2 separate regions of the Homo sapiens genome follow, and region 2 is linked to region 1. Evidence: chromatin contacts called from ENCODE POLR2A ChIA-PET data. All regions are on one chromosome and are shown on one strand. The core of a region is the stretch at or near the end of the contact, and the rest is flanking DNA. Distances in the headings are between cores, read along the strand shown.

Region 1 (2,963 bases), core at 175-2,674:
GGTATGTGTCTATCTCAGCGAGCAGAGGAGTGACTGAATAAAATGGGAGGCAGGTTTGCCCTGAGTAGTTCCCAGCTTGACTTTTCCCTTCAGCTTAGTGATTTGTGGGGCCCCAAGATTTCCCACAAGTGAAAGGAAAATATCTCAATCCCCCGCCCCAAATCACCAAGCTCAAAGGAAAATTCAGGTTGGGAACTGCTCAGGCCACACCTGCCTCCCATTCTATTCAGTCACCCCTCTGCTCATGATGAACAGGATGCTGCTGAACCCTGGGGTCGCTGGGGCCTTAAATGACTTTGATGATGAGAGACTGGGCATGGAGAGCTAGAGGCCCTCATCTCCCTTCCCCAGCGAGTCGGAAGCGTCCCCATTACTAGTTCCTAGAATATGCTGAGATGTCTCAGGTTGCGGTGTGCAGCTGGGAGTTGCAGCCTGGCAGGAGGCCCAGGTTTTAGCCTGTGAACCGGGGCCCTGCTATGTAGGCCAGGGTGGCTCTGACCTGGCACTCTGTGGGGCCAGGGCAGACATAGCAGCAAAGGCCATGGGGTCACAAAGAGAGAGACTGCAGAAGGATCAGGAGTAACAGGCATAATGGGGCTATTCTTCCCTAGGCCTGAACACTGGGAAGGCACTGGCAGGGCCCCGGTTTTGATGGTGGATTCTTGGAGTAGGGGCCTTGGTAATAGGGCTCTGAGTGCTGGGGCAGAATGGGCTATCTTGACCCTTCATAGTCAGGGTCCCAAGTGGGCAATCCTGGAGCCTCCAGGTCTTTGGTCCAGCGGCGGGGTTTTCCACTCAAGGGCCACAGGTACAGACAAGCAGAGCAGAAACAGCCCCCCCGGCCTTTCACTTCCCACCTGCTCCCGAGGGAGAGAGTAAGGTTTCTGGGGGTAAGTGGGGGCTATCTGAAAGAAAAGGGTGATTTTGGCTGGGGCTCGGTGCCCTACAAGAGCCCTTGCTTGACTTTGACGCAAGGCACAGACTGGGCTCTGAAGGGGCAGGCTGGGGGGTAGACGTCGTCATGGATGTTGGATCTCCCTTCCGGCCATGGCCCAAGTACGACCCCTGTTCCCTTAAAGTCAGGACCTCGCAGAACTTTCGCAAGATGGGTCCTCGGAGTCTGCCCGCGATTGCGCTCCCAAGGGGTGCCGCTGCCGAGGGTAGGCGCGCCAGTCGAGATCAAAGCGGATGGGATGACGCCACTGGAGGGCGCGCGGGGCCGCGGGGCAGGGTGGTGCTCCTGCTGCAGGTTTCAGGCCTCTTCTGCCTTCTACAGCCGCCAGGTCAGCAGAGGCGGAGGCCCGGGCTGTGGATGGCCGAGGAGCCGAACTCGTGAAGCCACGTTCCTCCTGCAGCTCTTAACCCAGGCGCGGCGGCTCGCCGGGCCGCTCCCCTTACTCCGAAACCGTGAGCCTCAGCCCTTCCCTCTCTCCCCAATCCCAGGGGGCGCCGGCGGACACCCCAGAAACCCACGCGCTCTCGTTCCTGGTCCCGCCCCCTCTACGTTCCCTCCCCCTCTACGTTCCCTCCCCTTTTCCTTCCAGAGGCGGCGGCCCCGGAAGCTCCCGCCATTCTGGACCCGCCCCCTCCAAGCTCCCGCCCCTTTCCCTTCCTGTGGAGGCGGCCTCGGAAGCTCCCGTCTTTCTGGACCCGCCCCTTCCCCACCCTGCTCCGCCCTCGGCCCCGGCCCCCGCTCCGAGCTCCCTTAGCTCTAAGCGGTTCCGGAAGCTCCCGCCTTTCTGGACACGCCCCTGCCTCCCCCACAGGATTCCGACTCTCTCCCGGCTCGTCGAGGGCTTGACATTTTACCGGGGGGTGGCCCAGAAAAACCTCGTAGAGATGGTGACTTTAAAAAATTCTTTTTCGGCTAGGTGCGGTGACTCACGCCTGTAATCCCAGCGCTTTGGGAGGCCGAGGCGGGCGGATCACTTGAAATCACGAGTTCGAGATCCGCCTGGCCAACATGGTGAAACCCCGTCTCTACAAAAATACAAAAATTAGCCGGGCGTAGTGGCGCAGGCCTGTGGTCCCAGCTACTCGGGAGGTTGAGGTGGGAGGATCGCCCGAGCTGGGGGAGGTTAAGGCTGCAGTGAGCTGTGATCGCGCCACTGCACTCCAGCCTGGACGACAGGGCAAGATTGTGCCTTAAAAATAAAAACTTGTTTTGGTAAAATACACATAATATTTACCATATGTACTTTTTTTTTTTTTTTAAATGGAGTCTGGTTCTGTTGCCCAGACTGGAGTGCAGTGGCACACCACTGGGTTCAAGCGATTCTCGTGTCTCAGCCACCCATGTAGCTGGGATTACAGGCATGCGCCACCACGCTGGGCTAATTTTTGTCTTTTTAGTAGAGATGGGGGTTTCTGCCATGTTGGCCAGGCTGGTCTGGAACTCGTGGCCTCAGGTGATCTGCCTGCCTTGGCCTCCCAAAGTGCTGGGATTACAGGCTGAGCCACCGTGCCCGGCCCTACCATGATTTTTTTTTTTTTTAAACAGAAGTCTTGCTCTGTCGCCCAGGCAATGGCACGATCTCGGCTAATTGCATCCTCCGCCTCCGGGGTTCAAGTGATTCTCCTGCCTCAGCTTCCAGAATAGCTGGGATTACAGGCACCTGCACCATGCCCAGTTAATTTTTGTATTTTTGGTAGAGAGGGAGTTTCGCCATGTTGGCCAGGCTGGTCTCGAACACTTGACCTCAGGTGATCACCTGCCTTGGCCTCCCAGAGTGCTGGGATTACAGGTGTCAGCCACTGCGCCCAGCCTACCATGGTATTTTTAATGGCCACGTAATACCCTGTGTGTGTTATATTGTGTGGATGTGTTATATTAATTTAACCAGCCCCCTATTGATTAACATTGTAGCTGTTTATAAAATGGTGTAGTAAACATCCTTTCTGTAGGTCTTTGTGCACATATGGAGTATATTTGTAGGCTGATTTCTTGGAAGTAGAATTGTTGG
Region 2 (2,963 bases), core at 242-2,741, 6.7 Mb before region 1:
GGTTCCTAGGCTGGAGATGTACACTGTAGACAGGGTCATAATGGAACTTGGGGGGAAAATGGTTTTGGTATTTGACTCAGACCTCTAAGATCTGAGATGGGGGAGAAGTGTGGGGAAAGACAATGATTCTAGAGCAAGCCTTCAGCTGGCTCCTGTGACCTCAGGAAGACTGGAAGTCCATATCAGGATTTGAGGGTGGGGTATTTATTGCCTCCTCTATCTGCCTCCTCTAGTGGAAGTGGGACTTCCTAGGGCCAGGCCAGGCAAGAACATTTTTCTACTCCTGTTGACAGCCTCCTGGTAATGGGAAACCATTGAGAGGTTTTTGTTTGTTTGTTTGTTTGGTTTTTGATGGAGTCTGGCTTTGTTGCCCAGGCTGGAGTGCACTGCTGGAGTGCAGTGATCTCGGCTCACTGCAACCTCTGCCTCCTGGGTGCAAGCAATTCTGCCTCAGCCTCCCAAGTAGCTGGGACTACAGGCATGCACCACCATGCCCGGCTAATTTTTGTATTTTTAGTAGAGACAGGGTTTCACCATGTTGGCCAGGTTGGTCTCGAACTCCTGACCTCAAGTGATCTGCCCACTTTGGCCTTCCAAAGTGCTGGGATTACAGGCGTCAGCCACTGTGCCTGGCCGAGAGTTTTCTTAAACAAGGTTGATGGTAACATGGTGACATTTTTTAAAGGGTTGCTCGGGCTTGTGTCAAAATGATTTTGGTATCTGACTCAGAATGAATGGGACCAGGAAGTCTCACAGCTACCGAAGTCACCAGGAGTATGGCAGAACAGGGGCTAGTTAGGATGACCATGGGCCAGGGGCTGCAATCTTTAATGCATAAGGAACAATTGGGTGTCAGTGATGAGGAGGGGTGGAGGGTGGTATGACTGGAGACCACAGGAGAAAGAATTTTTGTACAAGGGTGGAAATGGCCATGCTGACACCACGTCCTGGTTTTATAGGGTGAATTGGAGAGTGAAGGCAGGAATTAGGAAGCTGTTGCATTAGTCCAAGCAAGAAGTGATGATGCTGGAGTCAGAACAAGGGCAATGGAGACACAGAGGAAGGGCAGGGATATGTTAAGGCGGTGGGATGTGGGGTGTGAAGGAAACACAGATAGGGTAGAGGACAGCGTCCAGGTTTCTGGCTTGGTTTCCGCTTGTAGTCAGCCTCCCTCTCTGGGCTTTTGTGAAGACGGAGCCATAGAACGGACCGGACCAGAAAGCAGTTTGGAAATGGCAAAACTGCTACCCATCATCAGCTACATTATCATCAAAGCTCTCTAATTACCCTAGTAAGTTCAGTCAATGGAACGAGGCATGACAATTAAGATAAATCACGAGAGTCACCCAGACATGGGGGACCTGGAGGTCCTGAGTCACCTCGGATTACACCTGCTAGGAGTTGAGGGCCGGGGCGGGGCGAACACAGACTCCGCCCTTGGGCGGGGCCTGGATGCGGCCGGAGCGGAGCAGTGCTGGAGCGGGAGCCTCAGCCCTCAGGCGCCACTGTGAGGACCTGACCGGACCAGACCATCCCGCAGCGCCCCGCCCCGGCCCCCTCCGCGCCCTCCCGACGCCAGGTCCTGCCGTCCCGCCGACCGTCCGGGAGCGAACCCGTCGTCCCGCACTCGGAGTCCGCGGTAAGGGGCGCGGCCCCGGCAGCCCGCCCGCGGAGGATCAGGGACCGATCCCCGGCGCGGGGCGCTGGGCACCGAGAGCGGGCGCCGAGAAGGAGCGCGGGGCAGCGGAAGGAAGCCGGGGGAGGAGCGAGGGAGGGGGCTCCGCGGCGGCAGAGGTGGGGCTCACCTAGGGAGGGGGCGCCGAGGGGGTCTCCCAGACGTTGGGGGCAGCCGGGGGAGCTCCAAGGGCGGGAGGGGAGCAAGAAAGACGGCGCTGGGGCTGGGAGGAGAGATGGGGGGCAACTGGAGGGCAGTGAGGGATCGCTGGGGGAAACGGGGGCGTGGGGGGCGGGGGAGCTGCGAGGAGGGCGGAGTGGGGCTGTGCGGAAAGGTGGTACCGGGCAGCCGAGGGGCAGCGAAGGGGGCGGTGAAGGGAGCGGACTGAGGGGAGCTAGAGCGGGGGTGCGGGGGGAGGCATGGAGGTGAGGAGCTGAGGGGAGGGGACTGGCTGGGCGGGGGTCGTTTGGAGCTGGAGGGGACTGAGGTGCCGAGGGCAAGGGGCGCTGGGCAGCTGGGGAGTGTCTGGTTGGGAGAGGGTCGGGGGTGGGGATGTGGGTATGGATAGCTGGGAAGGAGAAAGGCAGCAGGGCAGTGTCTGGTCGAAAGAGGGTCATTTATGGGGGATGTGGGTATGGATAGCTGGGGTCGGAGGTTGAGCCCGGCTGGGGACCGGCGTGGGGGTAACTGTAGATGGAAGACGAGGGGTGGGGCTTGGGGGCGGGAAGCTTGGGAGAATGGAAGGGTGAGAGGCCAGGTTGGGTCTACCCTGCTGCAGAGGAAGGGGGCAGGGAGCCGGTGGAGACACAGGGAAGTGGCCTTGGAAATGGACACAGGGGCCTACATTCTGGTCAGGAGTGGAGAGGAGGCTCTGGAATAGAGTAGGGTCTGGCGGCTGCAAGTGGAGGAATCGTGGGAGAACTTGGAGTGTATAGATAGGGTGGTGGGGCGCTGGGTCAGCCTGGGGAGGAGGCCAGGTGTGGGTCGTGGTGTAAGGGTGGAAAGGTAATGGGGGCTGGAGTGGTGTCCACGCACTAGCGGTGTCTCGGCCACTCAGGAGTCCAAGGAGGGGACCCAGGCACTGGACCTTGTTACACGGGCACCGGGGATCACAGAAAATAAGAGAATCGTGGACAGAAAAAGTCATCCAACTCTGTTCTGTAGTCCAAGCATGGAAGCAACTTTGGGGAGGGCAGGGCAGCAGCCTTTGGAAGCTAAGAGAGATGTGGAGGAGGTGGGAGAAAGATGGGCCCTCAAAACACACACACACACACACACACACACACAC

What was found. ChIA-PET counts read pairs that join two places held with the same protein, here RNA polymerase II (POLR2A).
Region 2: POLR2A ChIA-PET joins it to region 1 with 12 read pairs in WTC11. The contact joins the promoter of RAB3B here to the promoter of LINC01144 in region 1. POLR2A ChIA-PET finds 5 or more read pairs at or near these places in 2 of 52 experiments (WTC11 and activated T-cell).

What each region holds. Positions count from the first base shown.
Region 1 is chr1:45,302,371-45,305,333 of GRCh38, reverse strand. It overlaps LINC01144 (long intergenic non-protein coding RNA 1144), which reads right to left and starts at 1,424. Exons shown (of 1, transcript NR_024270.1): 1 at 1-1,424. LOC105378691 (a long non-coding RNA gene) reads left to right here and starts at 1,588. Exons shown (of 3, transcript XR_947287.4): 1 at 1,588-1,842. RefSeq lists enhancers at 1,092-1,331, 1,792-1,851 and a silencer at 1,522-1,701.
Region 2 is chr1:51,989,228-51,992,190 of GRCh38, reverse strand. It overlaps RAB3B (RAB3B, member RAS oncogene family), which reads left to right and starts at 1,491. Exons shown (of 5, transcript NM_002867.4): 1 at 1,491-1,639. RefSeq lists a silencer at 1,468-1,577.